Regions from separate parts of the Mus musculus genome. Here all the other regions are linked to region 1. The links are chromatin loops, found by intact Hi-C in ENCODE. Cell type or tissue: heart. All regions are shown on one strand. Each heading gives the region's core, and the rest is flanking DNA. Links, peaks and the distances in the headings are about the cores only.

Region 1 (5,401 bases), core at 48-2,547:
GCACAGCTCAGGGACACCTGTTGGGATTCCCCATCACCTTGGAGAGGATCTGTGTCTTATGGGGGGTGGGGAGGCGGGTATCTAAATTTTCCTTTCATGTGTTCAAAATAAATTTTTCTAAACAGTTTCATAGGCATTGTGGGGTTTTCATTTTGTGGTGCTGAGATTCAAGCTCATGGCGTGCACCTACTTAGCAGGCGTGTTTTCAGTGAGCTATACCCCAGCCCTATGGAACATACATCTTTAATTAAATTTTAAGGATTTGATGTGTGTGGATTTCATGTGCATGTATGCCTGTGTACCATGCGTGTACAGTGACCTTGGAGGCCTGATGCTTGTGTAAGTCCATGTGGGTGCTGGGGAACTGAACCCAGGACCTTCATCAACTTTCCACTTTATACTGTTGAGACGTGATGTCAGTCTGATCCCGTGGCCTGCTCTTTATGATACTGTGGTGTGTGTGTGTGTGTGTGTGTGTGTGTGTGTGTGTGTGTGTGTGTGTGTGTGTGTAAGGCAGACATGCAGGCTACCCTGCACATGTGCAGGTCAACTTGGAGAGTCGCTCGGGTCATCGCACTTGGCTACATGCTGCTTGGTTACAAACTGCTGGACTGTTTCAGGCTTCAGCAAGCCCGTCACCACCCACACCACACTGGGGTTCCAGGTGACGAGGGTCGAGCTGAGCCCTTCTCGCAGGCCCTGGGCGTCGCCCTCAGATCCCCACGCTTTTGCAGTAAGCAACCCCAGCCGAGCCGTTCCCCAGCCCGAGCTACTTTGGACCAAAACTTGGACCAGATTCAGTCTCCATTCGAGCCGGGTTTTGGCCTCTGCCCAGACTGGATGCACAGATTGCTTCTGCCCTGCGGTCAGTCCTCTCTCGGGTAGCAGGGATGTACTTGGACCCTAGGACATCGTTGGAAGGGATAGGCTTGTATTCTTACTAACTTTAAGGAAGGGACACTCATGTCCCTGTGCCTATCAGAAGTGACAGCTGTCATGGACAAATGGCAAAGCAGGACAGGATTAAATGAAAAGTGAAGAAATGGAATCTCGAAGACTAAACTGGAAGACAGCGCCAAACCAGACAGCGCAGGAAAGCTGAGGGGGCGTGGGGAGAGTGAGAGAGAGAGAAGAGAGAGAGATCTCCCTGTCTTCCCATGTGGCCATCCCAACATCACCTGATTTAGAATCCTTCCATATCCCCCAAAGGCGCTCCTTACCTCAGCCCTGCTCGTCCTACACCCAACCTTGGGCAGCCTCATCTCCCTTTTCTCTATGGATTTGCCTTTTCTGGAAATTTCTTATCTGTGGACCAGTGCAGAATGTGGCCTTGTGTCTGGCTTCCTTTACTTAGTGTGAGGTTTTCAAGGGTTTGGTTTTGTGTGTATCATTTTGCCTGCCTGTGTGTCCGTTCACCATGTGTGTGCAGCAATACCCTCAGAGGCCAGAAGAGGGCACCAGATCCCCTGGAACTGGAGTTACAGGCTGGTGTGAGCCACCTGAGAATCTGAATTGAATGTCTTGGGTTAACCATGGAACCATCCTTCTGGTATCTACTTATTCATTTATTTAGAGAGGACATCTCATTGAATAGCCCCGGGGGGCGCAGAACTCAAATATCTGTCCGTCCTGCCTCCCAAGTTCAGAGACTAAGTGTGCAACCACACTCTGGTAAAAGAGTATGATTTTAATGCTTTAATTATGCATATATGTATGTGTCTGTGTGGGTTTGTGCATGCGAATGCAGTGTCTGCAGAGGCCAGAAGATGTCAAATTCCCTGGAGCTGGAAGTAGAGGCATTCGTGGGCCTCCTGACTTGGGAGTCTCGGCAAGAACAGCATGTGCTCTTAACACCGGGTCATCTCTGGACGCGCGCTTTCTTTTTATGGCTGAATCCATTTCGTATATAAAATGTGAAATACCAAAACAAAACAAACAGAAAAACAAAAACAATTTTGGTCTTGTGTGTTGTGTGTTTCTGATATGTGTTTATTTATGTGTGACTTTAGGCACATGTATGCCGCAGCACACTTGAAGGTCAGAGGACAAATTGAGAGTCCTCATCTGGGACCTGGGGTTTCAGACTCGGGTAGATAGCCTTTACCCACAGAGCCATCTTTCTGGCCCATCCACCTTAATTTTGAAACAGATTCTCTCACTCAAACTAGTGCTCAACTGTCTCACTAAACTGGCTGGCCAGAGAACTCGAGGTGGCTCCCCTTTCTGTCCTCCTTACTGCTGGGGCCACAGGTATACAGCCCTGGGCCTGGCTTTTACGGAATGCTGGAGTCTGAACTCAGGTTCTCACGCTTGTGTGGCAGGTACTTTACTGAGGTGTCCATATTTCCAATAGCCCCAGATTGACTAAGTCACATGGATGCGTCCCGAAGAAATGGTAGCAGGTGTCCTGCAGGTGCTCCCAGTGTGATGGCAGAGTCCATGTAAATGTGAAACACATTCTTAGAAAGTTTAAAATGGGGCTGGAGAGATGGCTCAGTGGTTAAGAGCACTGACTGCTCTTCCAGAGGTCCTGAGTTCAAATCCTAGCAACCACATGGTGGTTCACAACCATCTTTAATGAGATCCGGTGCCCTCTTCTGGCCTGTAGACATACATGCAGGCAGAACGCTGTATACATAATAAATAAAGCTTTAAAAAAGAGAGAAAAAAGTTTCAAATGTTGTCTATCCGTACACATGTGAGTGCCATGACCTGAGAGGCCAGCAGGGGGCATCGGATCCCCTGCAGCTAGAGTGACAGGTGGTTGTGAGTCACCTGACTTTGGGTGCTGGGACCCAAACTCAGGTCTTCTCCAAGAGTAGCACGGACTAACCACTGAGCCACCTCTCCCCATTCCATTTTTGATTTTTATGAATATTGTCATCATGGCATTTGACGATAAGTGTTTGTGTGCACTAGTCAGTTTTCTCGGGATTCACTGTGCATGCACACAGGCTGAGTGCAGAATGTTTTTGATACGGAAAGAACCCTGCTTGAGTAGCTAACATAGGACGGCTGGGTTTCTTCCTGTGGCTGGGATCAAACACCCTGACAAGGGCAACGTAAGGGAGAAAGGGGGCCTTTGGCTCAGGGTTCCGGGCTCCAGTCCAGCAGTGTGGAGAAGCCAAGGCGTCAGGAATTGGAAGCATCTGACCACATCACACCCACAGTCAAGAGCAGAGAGAATGAATGAATATGCACAGTGCCCAGCTCACTCTTCAAGATCCAACCCAGAGCTCAGCTCATGGAATGTGGGTGGGTCCCTCCATCACAGCCCAGTTAAAGTCGCACACCGACCCGCAGGCCGACCTGTCCTAGGCAATTCCTCATGGATGCTCTCTTCTGAGATGACTCTGGAGTAGTGGTTCTCAACCTGTAGGTTGAAACTATTTTGAGATTTAGCAAGCCTTTCAACAGAGGTCTCAGATAGTCCCATTACAGTTCATAGCAGTAGCAAAATTACAGTTCTAAAGTAGCAACAGAAATAATTGCATGGTTGAGGGTCACCACAGCATGAGGAACTGGATTCAAAGCGGCCATCACGCAGGCCAGGCAAGTGTAAACACGTAAGCCTTTAGAGGCTGCTCCAATGGTGCCAATGCCAGGAATAGACTCCAGGAGGGACTGAATGCTACCCTACACTGGAGAACATAGAGCTGGTTGCTGATAAATTAGGTGTCTGGGCCAGGTGAGCGTTGACGAGTGTCACAATTTGAATGCGAGGTGTCCCCACAAGTGTGCGTGTGTCTGCACACTTGGTCTCTAGCGGCTGTTTTAGGACACCGTACAGCCTTTGGGAAGTGGCGTCTAGACAGAGGAAGGTCAGTTTCAGGAAGGTGGTCCTTGGGGCTTATAGCCACACCCCATTCCTGTCCAATCTCTGTTTCCTGATCCTCCCAGATGTTCCCGCCTTGTCCTACTGCCAAGGCTGGGATGCCTACTGCCACACAGCAGGACCGGGGACAGATAAGGTTCTTCCCGTCTTTGCACAGATGCATGCTTGTGTGCATGCAGTGTGTGCATGCAGTGTGTGCATGCAGTGTATGTATATGGTGCATACATGTGTGCATGCAGTGTGTGTGTATGGTGCATGCTTGTGTGCATACATGTGTGTACTTGTCCATGTACACACATATAGAGGTCAGAGGCAGACACCTAGAATCCATCTCTGTCCCACTCTGTCTTATACTCCTGAGATGGGGCCTCTCACTGAACCTGGCACTCAAAGTGTTTTGGCTAGGCTGCCTGGCCGTGGAGCCCCAGCGGTCCTGCTCTCTCCTCTCTGGGGGTTTTACATGTGTGCTGGGGACCTGAACTCAGGCCCTCATGGCAGATACTTTACCCCCCCAAGTAGATCTCCCCAGTACATATTTAAATTTATTATTGTTGTTATAATTTTTAGATAAAGCCTCATATAGCCCAGGCTAGCCTTGAATTTGAAATAGTATGTAGCCGAGGATGCGCCCAGACCCTCCCATCTCCTCCTCAGCTGTGCTAGATTCTAGGCTCGCACCCCACACCCCACACCCAGTGGTGGTTTTTTTTTTTTTTTTTTTGTCTGTTTGTTTTATTGTTTATATTGATCTTCACGAACCTCATCTGGCCTCTGTGGGTTTTAAGCTTCCAGATGTTAACTATTTAAGGCCGGTGTCCATCTCTGCAGCGTCCCTTCCCAGTTGTCTGCACTTTCCTTGAGCCCGGGCTTACCTGAGAGGCAGAAAACTACCTTGTGTGCCAGGCTGAGAGTCCTTCTCTCTCCACGGTTTCAGAAACCAAGATTGAGTGAGGCCTGAGCTCACTCCTGGGGCCTGATTTCTGCACAGTCTTGCCACGTCTACAGCACCTGCATAGCTGCTCAGTTCATCAGACTGACCGGATGCTTCCAGCTCCAGAGCCCGCCTCCTAGTGATCTTGACCAGGACCTAGACAGAAGGGAACCCATGGTGGATGCTAGTGATGGTGTCTGGTGACTCTGGGCTCCTTGGTAACCACTTTGCCACCACATTTCCTGTAGTGGCTGGAACTGCCCCCATCATAGAGAAATTGGTTACGTGGGCCGGCGGCTCTCTGTCTCTTCCTGACAAAAATTCCTGCCAGAAACTATACAGAAGGGAGCTCAGAGCGTAGGTCAGTTGATAGAGTGCTTGGATAGCGTTCATGAGACCCTGTGTTCACTCCTCAGCACTGAATACACTGGTCATTGTGGTCCATGCCTGTATCCCTTGCACTTAGGAGGGCCAAGTAGGAGGATCAGAAGTTCAAGGTCTACATGGTGAGTTTGAGGCTAGCCTGGGATACAAGATTGCCTCAACAGGTGGATCTCTGAGTTTGAGGTTGGTCGGTCGGTCTGGGCTACAGAGCAAGTTCCAGGATGACCAGGACTACACAGAAAAAACCCTGT
Region 2 (5,401 bases), core at 1,144-3,643, 64 kb after region 1:
AGGCACCACAGACTCTGTGGGAGGCACTTAGCACAATGAAGTAGATTCCTGTGGTACCTACGTTATCAGTTAGTATATATATATATATATATATATATATATATATATATACACACGAGTGTATACTATGATAAATATACATTAACCATATGACAAAGATGCTTCAAGCCTGTGACCTGTGAGCTGTTTTCAGGAGAGAAAAACATGAAATCATTGCTCTGGAAAAGAAATGTAAATGCCAGCGCCTTATAAAGGAAAACATGGGGGCCAGCGAGATGGCTCAGCAGGCGAAGGTGCTTGCCACCAAACCTGGTAACTTGAGTTCAATCCCTACAACCTGACTCCCTAAACCTTGGCTTTTGACCTCCACACACACCCAACATGGCATGTGACACCCACAAATAATTTAAACAAACAAAAGCAAAAACAAAAACAAAAAAAAAACCAAACCCAAACAGTAAGATCAGACAAGACCACAGATCTATGGCTACGTGACTATGAGCTGACAGAATCTGTCTTCAAGTAGATGAACTTCTCTCATATTAAAAGCACCCAGGGCCCAGATCTTTACTGAGAGCACACTGAGGATAAACTTAGCACTGTCTTCTTCCCCAATCTGTGTGTCTCTATTTGGGACTCTCCCACTAAGGGAACCTGACTGAGCCGCTGGGAAGGAAGACTCAACTCTTTGGTGAATGCCAATGCCTAGGAGAGCACAATGGCATCTGCCAGCAAATAAATGACTCCTAATTAACAAGTAACTCTAGCCAAGGGGAAGAAAGGGTATTTGAGGGTAGAAAAAAAAATCAAATGGGTCTGCCACTGAACGTCGTGGTCATTGAAAGTCATCACCAGGGCCAGGGATGGTGGCATATACCTTTAACCCTGGCTGAAGAGTTCCAGGACAGCCTGAGCTACATACCCTTTTTGAACCAAGCAATGACGCAAAAACGAAGAAATTGAAACAAACCAAACAAAGAGAAACTACACAGACCGTAAGAGAAAAGTGAATTCTTTGGTGGTGGAAAATGGATCTGAACGCATTGCATCCTCAGAGAGTTCCAGGCAGGGCAGTGGAACAACAAAAGGGAAGAACAGGAGACGGTATAACGACAGGCGGAGAGACCACTCAGATGCATGGGGTCCGTTAGGTGGGGACGGTACAACAACAGGCGAACAGACCACTCGGATGCATGGGTCCGTTACGCGTTGTCTGGACATACTCCAGAGATGCTCAGCAGGCGCTGGCTGACCCACAGGTAAACCAACACAGAGCCGCTGGGGAAAGCCAGGAGGGCCAGAGGTAAGTAGGGCAAAAGATCCACATGGGAGCAGGAGAAATTCTAAATCCAGGGACAGGGCAGCAAGACAAACAGCACAGAAACAGACAGAGGAATCCACAGAGACTGCTAGAGACAGACAGGTCAATAGGACGTGAGTGTGTGTGTATGCCTGTGTTAGAATACCACTGGAGATCAAAGAGTACAGCCCGTCATAAGCCAAGGCAGCAGGAGCCACATCAAATCCACAATCAGGAAACAAGAGAGGGAGGAAGACATGTTTGCTGGTACTCAAGTCTCTTTCTCCAGTTTATGCTGTCCAGGATGCCCAGAGAATGGTCTTGTCCAGAACAAAATGGGTTTTCTTACATCAATGAATGTGATCAAGACAATCCCGACAGGCACGTCCATAGGCTCATCTCTAAATATAGTCAAGGTGTCAACTACAGCATCCTGAGGACTTGGTAGGGGCTATGCCACCTACAGATATGCACTCAACCAATGCTTACTACTGTCCACTACTGTTTTGTCTGGTTCTTTTATCTCTTTCTGTTTTATCTATTTTCCCCTTTAAAGTCTGATCTCTCCTTTGCCTCTTCGAGTGTAGTAAACCAAACTAGACAACGGAAACAAAGCCAGACTTACTAAGGATGTATTCATCTTCCGCTGCAGTAGGAAAAGTCTGTAGAAGGACTAATGCAGCCGGGTCTGGGGAAGGAAAAACAACGTCATTATGAGTGGGCGTGGAAAGAGGGGAATCCTGCACACAAACCTCCTGGAACATTCCCAGAAGAAAACCGGAGGGATGGTGGTCTCACTGGCTGTCAGAAAGGACTGGAGAATTGCAACTGTGCGTTGGGACTTGGGGGGAATGAATGAGTGCAGCTGACGAGGTGAATTAACAAGAAATGAACAAGAAATGCTAGTTAAATAACTGCCATTTACTAAGGGATACAAAAGAATACTCACAAGCTGCTCTGAAAACAAAAGTTAACCTGGTGGGAACTGTATTTATATACAATTACGTGATACTGTGACCACGACTTTAATATGACAAAAGGAACGCCGTCGGCCCGGGACTTAGCACTCCCACTAACAAACCCTCTGCGTGACCTCGGTTATGTCACCACTATCGCAGACCCACAGTCTTCCCCTATGAACAGACGCAAACACAAACTTTTCCTGAACTAGACCACAGGATGCTGCAGGGAGAGGATCGGGAAAACTAACAGGCACAGCAAGGGTGCCGATGGCGCCCAGTAACATCATGAGACTTAGAAGCCCTGGGAGGCAGGGATGTCAAGTGAGGTAGGAGTTTGGACAGCGCCTCTACAGCTCAGGTCACTGAACTGACCGCTCCTATGCCCACACGCCTCATCCTCGGGCCATCTAGACAGCCCAAAGCCATCAACACGACCACTGCTACCGTCCCGGATCCCGCACGCTGAGGACAGGAGGGGGCCGAGGCATCGCGCAGGCGCTGATCGCTCAGGCCTCGGCAAGCGGTCTCAGGCCCCCCTGCAAGCCATCAGACGGACCCAGCCTCCCTCTCACGGCCGCGATCTGCACCCTCAGGCCTCACCTAGGAGGCCGCGCCGGGCCCGGGTCTCGCTGCCCCCGTCAGCCCGGCCCTCGGCCTCCCCGGCCTGCAAAGCTGCGTTCGCCTGCTGCCGACCCGGACGCACCGGCCTCGGCCCGCAGGCTCGCGACTCCAGCTCGCGCAAGTCAAAGCTGCGAGCGTAGAGACACAGACCGCAGGAAGCCAGGCCAGCGCAGCGGACGTGCGCTTGCGCGAGCATGCACACAAACAGAAGTGCGCACGCGCAGCATGCGTGCCACTGGGCTGGTCCCTGTGGTCTTCCTTTCATCTTTGGGGAGGGGCCGCCCAGAACTCTTAGGCTTCCAGGGATCGTCGCACAAGTCTCCTCCTCGTTTCAGCAGCTTGTGGGTACCGAGCTGAGAGCAACAGTAACCTTCGTGATTTTCCTCACTTTGAACCTCCAGGAATGGCTTGAGGGGTTATATCCATTTACCCAGACCTCTCCCAGCTTGGTGCTTTTAGATAAAAGGCAGATTCTAACAGATGAAAGAGAGAGGAAAAAAAATGTGTCACGCTCTGTTTAACTGAAGTGCTAGAAGTTTCCATCAAACATTTAAGTATAAGAAGTGTCTACCACCTCTTTTAAAAGAAAGAAGACAAAAACAGTGGCTTTGCCAGATCATACAACAAATGCATAAAAGTTCTAAAAGCACCAGAAGGCACACATAGAAAGGGAGAAAAAACGTGTTTGTCAAATGACTTCTCCAACTTGATGTTTGCAGTCCGGCAACAATGCTCAAACGTGGAACCCTATGGTCAGTCAATTCCTCTCAGATTTCACCGGCCCTCCTGAATAATGCAAAAGTGCTCTTGTCCTATCTGCTTCCAAAGTTGATGGAGACACAACAGAAGCTGCAGATGCAAAAAAGGAAGGAAGAGAAAACACAAATGATGGGTTTCTATATCACACATCTAATGCACAGAAACTAAAAAGAGAACCAGAAAGAACTCACAGAAAGAAGGAAAATAGCTCTCTGTTAATTGACCTCTGAAAGGTGACATTTGGGGCCGGGCGACAATGACAGTTTTCAGAGATGGTACAATACAATGAACATTCCATCGACTTCTTACAGAACTAATGCAGCAGTGGTCTTGGTCTAATTCTTCATAAAGACGTTGGCATCAAAACTAATAACAAAGTCTACCAAAACAGAAAGTTCTCTGCACCAATGCAGAGAGTAACGTTTTCTTCCCAGAAGCACCAAGCACCTTGGAGCGCCAACCCTAGGTAATAAACTGCTGAGCAACCAGCAGGAGACAGAAGCATCACGAATCCCTCTCAGATGCTGCAGGGCACACATGGTCTCAGGAGAAAGGGTGAGCCCTCCTCCTCGGAAGGCCTGCACTGCCATGGGGCACCTTCTCCCAGGTTCTCACCTCACCTGGTAACTGAGGTGCCCACCTGAGCTGGCTCCTATCTCTTAAACCAAAAGCTTCCCTTCCCCATGGCAAGCAGGGGTTACGTCTCTGAATGAGGGGCCTGGGCTAAACTCCCCAGGTGACAGGGAGATAGGAACACTCTTTTCTCCAGGTTTACATTGCACAGATGGGACTCAGGCCTTTCAGAAAAGGAATTCCTTGCTTGCAGTGAGGACATTCAAGCTCATATAATTTTTGTATTAAGAAAAGGGGCTGGAGAGATGGCTCAGGGGTTAAGAGCACTGACTGCTCTTCCAAAGGTCCTGAGTTCAATTCTCAACAGCCACATGGTGGCTCACAACCATCTGTAAAGGGATCTGATGCCCTCTTTTGATGTGTCTGAAGACAGTGACAATGTACTTATATAAATAAAAAAGTAAATTAAATAAAAAAGGAAAAGAAAATATTTCGGTTTGTACAAACATGGAACAAGCAGTCAGCAGGCTGAGATGCTTCTGCTCTGCTCAGATGCAAATTGAGTAGCCAAGGAGGCACTCAACTAGTTGGGCCAAATGTCACCTTTCAGAGGTCAATTAACAGAGAGCTATTTTCCTTCTTTTTTTGTAGCTCCTGCAGTCTTTGTTTTCCCGTCTCATCTTCTCCTCATAGCACAGCTGGCCTGCTGAATGATGATAAGGTTGGAAGGTAGGCGACGACTGCCTGAGAGAAACCTTTCATGGAGCTTAAGGTTGCAGCATGGGGAGGGGGATGGCTTCTTCCCTGGGAACACACTTCAACAGCAAGCATCTGTGAACGTTGTGCAGCTTCCTCAGGGGGACTGGAGTGTTGGAAGAGGCTGAGCTTCTAAGAAAACACTCTGGTTGCCCTGAGGGCAGTTCACCAGACTGATTGGCTAATGGCCCTCTGCCTAGCACACCCAGGAAGAGATTAGCAGCTACAGATTATGGGAGCGAATAATTAGCTTCCTTAAAGGAAAAATAAACATTAAGATGGGTGCTCAAAATAAAGGCTTATTATTAACATTAATAGTCATTCAATACTATATAATAGTGTTCTATACTCAACTAAATACCCCTGAAAGAGAGCTGGTCATTCCATCTGCTCCAGAAGAATGTGTGTGTGTGTGTGTGTGTGTGTCTGC
Region 3 (5,401 bases), core at 1,144-3,643, 360 kb after region 1:
CCAGCATCCATGAGGGAAGTCAGGATCTGTAACCACGGTTGCTGTGGAGACAGGAGAACTCTAGGACCAGCTGGCTACCAACCTAGCTCCAGGCTCAGTGGGTGTACTTCTCTGGCCTGCGTCCTTGTATCTATGTGTGTGTGTGTGTGTGTGTGTGTTCGTGTGTGCGCGTGCGCCGCGTGGGCACACACGCGCGCGCGCACACACACACACACACACACACACACACACACACTGTAGGAGCTGGCTTCAGGCCTCCCTGTAGACCAAGTCTAATAACATAATCAAACTGTTGCAGGGACACCCACTCTAATCCAAGCATTTAAGAGGTGGAGGCAGAAAGATTACCATGAGTTATACCATGCCAGTATGGGTTATAGATACCCCAAGAACAGAAAAACAAACAGTTGGGACTGGAGCTCAGTCAGTGGAATGCTTGCTCGCAGGCCCAAGAACCTGGGTTCAATGTCCCACATCTGTCTCCTAAGCCAGATGTGGTGGTGGAAGCCAGTATTCTCGTGGGCGTGGCCTGGCGAAGTGGGTGTGGCAAAGCTTGCCAATTTCTTTGTGTTAGTTGTGGTTAGGAACGACTAGAGATGGACCAATCTGGAGAGTTCCGGACTCTGAGGTCAGGAGCGTGGGCGGAGCTTGCAGGGGAAACTGGTTTGTTTCAGAGTTCTGGGAAGAAGATGCCTGCAGACCAGGGAGTTTCTCTCTGACCCCTGGCCCCAGTTGTGTGTGGTGTCTACCTCCACCCTTGGTCTCCCATTGCAGAGGGCGCTGAGAATTCAGCAGATCAGAATCGGCTGCTTCTGACCCGGACAGAGGCGAAAGGCTTCTGCAAATTTTGGTTTTCTAAATCCAGTGAGATCCAGGAAAGCAAGATTTTCCAACTCCTACAAGTCGAAGCAGCCACAGTCCCTTCTCTGTGCCTACGTGGTGCGTGGGAGCCCAGAGAAGCTGCGAACTTTTGTGAAATCACACAGCACTCGAGTAAACCCAGAGTCTCTTAAACCAAAGCAGGGAAAACGGAGTTGGTGTCTTGGGATACATTTGGAGGTAAAATCCATGCGGGTGGGGTCTGAATCAGCTGAAAAGTGTGTGGTCCCTGTCCTTAGGAGGCTGAGGGAGGGGCTGGAGAGATGGCTCAATGGTTAAGGGCACTGACTGCTCTTCCAGAGGTCCTGAGTTCAATTCCCAGCAACCACATGGTGGCTCACAACTATCTGTGATGAGATCCAATGTATGCTTCTGGTGTGTGTCTGAAAGATAGCTACAGTGTACTCATATAAATACAAATAAATAAATCTTTGGGAAAAATAAAAAAAGGGGAGGCTGAGGGAGAAGGCATGATACGGGTCTGAGGCCAGCCTGTAACATACCTATAATCCCAGCCCTCGGTAGGCAATGAGAGGTTGATCTCTGTAAGTTCAAGGTTAGCCTAGTCTACATAGGGAGCTCTAGGACAGCAAGGACTACACAGAGAGGCCCTGTCACAACAATAGCAAGTAAAGGCCAAGCAAGACAGGCCTTTACTTCCAATATTCAGAAGGTAGAAGCAAGTGACAGGAGTTCAGGGTCATCTTCGCCTTCTTACAGAGTTTGAGGGGTAGCCTAGGCTATATGATATATGATCACACACACACACATATAACATGGGGGCTTGATTTAGGTGTTCAGCTGGACTCGAGCTGGAGAGATGGCTCAGTGGTTAAGAGCATTGACTGTTTTTCCGAAGGTCCTGAGTTCAATTCCCAGCGACCATATGGTGGCTCACAACCATCTGTAATGGGATCTGATGCTCTCTTCTGGTATGTTTGAAGACAGCTACAGTGTAATTACATATAACAATAAATAAATCTTTTTAAAAAGCCAGGCGTGGTGGTGCACGCCTTTAATCCCAGCCTCAGGAGGCAGAGGCAGGCGAATTTCTGAGTTCGAGGCCAGCCTGGTCTACAAAGTGAGTTCCAGGACAGCCAGGGCTACATAGAGAACCCCTGTCTCGAAAAACCAAAAAAAAAAAAAAAAAGAAAAGAAAAGAAAAGCTGGACTCCTGGCGCCCCATAGAGACTGCTGGCCCCTGCCTCCTATAAGCCTGTGTCACAGGCTTGTGCCACATCGCCAGTGTACACACCCAGCACAGGAACATTTCCTGTATCTCTTCTCTGCTGCTACTCTTCCCCTATCTAGGCTAGCTGGCCAGCGAGCCAGTTTCCTGGAGATTCTCCTGTCTCATTCTCTCGTCTTGCTATAGGAGTTCTGGGGTTACAGATGCATGGCCCTGAATCCAGTTTTTCGTGTGCATACCAAGGATTAAACTCAGGTCATCTAGACAGAATCTCTTTACATACCTACATAGCCCTGGCTGTCTTGGAACTTACTAGGCAGACCAGGCTGGCCTCAAACTCATAGAGATCGGCCTGCCTCGGCCTCCTAAGCCTTAGGATTAAAGGCCTTCACAACCAGGCCTGGGATATTTTGCCTTTTAGAACTCAGAATTCTTCCTCCTAAATGGGTCTGTGGGCGTCTCCCCTGCAGTTCTCCGCATAGGCAGGTACAGCCCCGCCCAGCCTGAGTCGATGGGCGCGTCTCTGTCGCCACCTGGCGGCTGCCGTGAACATAGCAGCCTATCCCGGAGAGGCGATTCGAGGTCTGAACTACGTGGAATTCAAAGAGTGGGGCCCTCTTTTCTTCCGTCCCTAAGAAAAGTAAACCCCAGAGCTGAGCCCAGCCTGTAATTGTCCTCCTAGCAATGGTGGACGTCTTCCCTAAGGAGGACAAGTTGGAATCGGACCTGGAGAGCTTGCATTTGTTTTCAAGCGCCGCACAAAGCTGGGTGCCCAACGCTCAGACAGAAATCCAGCAAGAATCACTCTTAACGTTGTTACGCTCATGTGTGAGAACTAAGGCTGAGTGAGGAACAAGGGCACCTCTACCCAAAGCCACCTACCACCACAGGACCCTTGCACTACCTGTGCTCTGTGTCTGGATCACCTGCAAGCCAAGACAGTGAGTCCACTGTCACAGTCAAAGTCCCTGGTCCAGCAAGGAGACATCTGCAAGTCCATATAGCTTGGATGGGCAAAATTGTCCAGGCACAAACTCAAAAGTGCCCGTGTGTGGAGTAATGTTAGTGGGCAGCTGTGTGTCCAGATCCATGCAACTGGGTAGCAGCATAGGGACTTGTTAGATCCAGAGTAAAATGTCCCTAATGGCCTGCTCAGAGCTATTGGCTCCCAGCTTCAGATCCGCTAGTCTCCTCTGGGCCACAGGATGCAACGATAAACTACATCTCCCAGAATCCCTGGCGGCCAGCTTCCTGTTAGGGTTTGCCAATAGGAGGCACCAGAGCTCAACCGGCCTGTGGTGGACCTTCCTATGGGTCACCTAGGAGAAACCCTTCACAGAAGCACGCTTTGAAACACAACTTAATAATAATGCCGGGCATGGTGGCACAGACCTTTAATCCCAGTACTGTGGGAGACAGAGGCAGGCAAATCTCTGTGAGTTCAAGGCCAGCCTGGTCTACATATCAAGTTCCATACCAGCCTGGGCTACATTTTAAGAACCTATCTCAGAACAAACAGCGCAGACAGGATAGTCATGCCTGAAGGAGCTGGTGCACATCTGTCATCCCAGCACTTGAGAAGAAGAGGCAGGAGGATGAAAAGTGCGAGCCCAGCCTCAGCTACATAGCAAGCTCCAGGGTAGCCTGGCCTATGTGAGAATCTGTCTCAAAAATGCAAAATGACTAAATAAGAAATAAAAAAAAATAAGCCAGGCATGGTGGCACAGCATTAGGAAGGCAGGGGCAGGAAGAGCTCTGTGAGTTAGAGACCAACCTGAGAGACCTTGTCTTATAAATCAACCAATCAATCAATCAATCAATCAATAAAAGGGCAGAGTTAAACAGTAGCCAGGTGTGGGGTGCACATAGAATTTCAGCACCTGAAAGGCAGAGACAGGCGGGAACTCTGATGAGTTCAAGGGGCCTGTTCCACATGGAGAGTTTCAGGGAAGCCAAGGCTATGCAGTTAGACCGTGTTTTTTGTTTTTTGTTTTTGTTTTTGTTTTTTTAAGATTTATTTATTTTGTGTATGAATACACTGTAGCTATTTTCAGACAGACCAGAAGAGGGCATCAGACCCCATTAGAGATGGTTGTGAGTCAACATGTGGTTGCTGGGAATTGAATTCAGGACCTTTGGAAGAGCAGTCAGTGCTCTTAACCACTGAGCCATCTCTCCAGTGGACCCTGTTTGTTTGTTTTTTGTTTGTTTATTTGTTTGTTTGTTTGTTTGTTTCGAGACTGGGTTTCTCTGTATAGCTCTGGCTGTCCTGGAACTCACTTTGTAGACCAGGCTGGCCTGGAACTCAGAAATCCGCCTGCCTCTGCCTCCAGAGTGCTGGGATTAAAGGCATGCACCACCACGCCAGGCAGACCCTGTATTGTTTGTTTGTTTGTTTGTTTGTTTGTTTTGTTTTTGCTTTTTGAGACAGTTTCTCTGTAGCTCTGGCTGTCCTGGAACTCACTCTATCAACCAGGCTGGCCTTGGCCTCGAACTCAGAGATGTGCCTGCCTTTGCCTCCCAAACACTGGGATTAAAGGCATGCACCACCACTGCCAGAAGATTCCTTCCTTTTCTTATTAAAAAAAATTTTTTTTAAATATTTATTTACTCATTTATTATATGTAAGTACACTGTAGCTGTCTTCAGACACTCCAGAAGATGGCATCAGATTTCATTGTGAATGGTTGTGAGCCACCATGTGGTTGCTGGGATTTGAACTCAGGACCTTTGGAAGAGCAGTCGGCGCTCTTAACCACTGAGCCATCTCACCAGCCCCTAAAAAATTTTTTAATTAATTTTTTATGGGATTCCGGCATGTGAGAACCACTGGGTCTGATTTTTAAAAAAGATGTATTTATTTATTTATTTTACATATATGAGTGTTCTATCTGCATGTATACCTGAGTGTCAGAAGAGGGCATCAGATCCCATTACAGGTGGTTGTAAGCACCTTGTGGTTGCTGGGAATTGAACTCAGAACCTCTGGAAGAGCAGCCAGTGCTCTTAACCACTGAGCCATGTCTCCAACCCCCAGGGAGATTTCTTTTTTTCTTTTTTTTTTTTTTTTTTCAAAGTAGCTACTCAGGCATTTAAGCTCTTTTTTTTTTTTTAAGATTTATTTATTGATTATATGTAAGTACACTGTAGCTGTCTTCAGACATACCAGAAGAGGGAGTCAGATCTCGTTAGGGATGGTTGAGCCACCATGTGGTTGCTGGGATTTGAACTCTGGACCTTCGGAAGAGCAGTCGGGTGCTCTTACCCACTGAGCCATCTCACCAGCCCAAATTTCTTTTTTGTTGTTGGTTTTTCTGAGACAGGGTTTCTCTG

The links. A loop is a pair of places that touch in the nucleus more often than their neighbours do. Peaks named below come from ENCODE experiments on the same cell type or tissue, not always from the same donor. Only the 100,000 strongest peaks of a DNase experiment are listed, where the experiment ranks them.
Region 2: it touches region 1 in a loop (2.2-fold over the local background); 7 of 42 quality-filtered maps call a loop at or near these places.
Region 3: a loop joins it to region 1, with 2.9 times the contacts of the local background. A loop is called at or near these places in 4 of 42 quality-filtered maps.

Annotation. Positions count from the first base shown.
Region 1 is chr5:143,295,936-143,301,336 of GRCm38, reverse strand. It overlaps E130309D02Rik (RIKEN cDNA E130309D02 gene), which reads left to right. Exons shown (of 6, transcript NM_172726.4): 6 at 1-265. It overlaps Gm52794 (a long non-coding RNA gene), which reads right to left and starts at 5,302. Exons shown (of 2, transcript XR_003955829.1): 1 at 4,708-5,302; 2 at 1,969-3,373. In heart, for the core only: a CTCF peak has its summit at 1,442 (motif pointing right); no DNase peak of the experiment used is centred there.
Region 2 is chr5:143,232,841-143,238,241 of GRCm38, reverse strand. It overlaps Zfp12 (zinc finger protein 12), which reads right to left and starts at 3,079. Exons shown (of 5, transcript NM_001289589.1): 1 at 2,863-3,079; 2 at 1,926-1,988. The coding sequence starts at 1,940. It overlaps 4930448H16Rik (RIKEN cDNA 4930448H16 gene), which reads right to left. Exons shown (of 5, transcript NR_040700.1): 5 at 3,494-3,732. Gm38735 (a long non-coding RNA gene) reads left to right here and starts at 3,712. Exons shown (of 3, transcript XR_868668.3): 1 at 3,712-4,108; 2 at 4,867-4,944. In heart, for the core only: a CTCF peak has its summit at 2,612; a DNase peak (open chromatin) is centred at 3,081; H3K4me3 peaks cover 1,742 bases; H3K27ac peaks cover 1,352 bases.
Region 3 is chr5:142,933,708-142,939,108 of GRCm38, reverse strand. No RefSeq gene overlaps it. Among named protein-coding and RNA genes, the nearest start is that of Fscn1, 24 kb to the left of the region's middle. In heart, for the core only: CTCF peaks have their summits at 2,605 (motif pointing left) and 3,334 (motif pointing right); DNase peaks (open chromatin) are centred at 2,598 and 3,298; H3K4me3 peaks cover 1,077 bases; H3K27ac peaks cover 1,177 bases.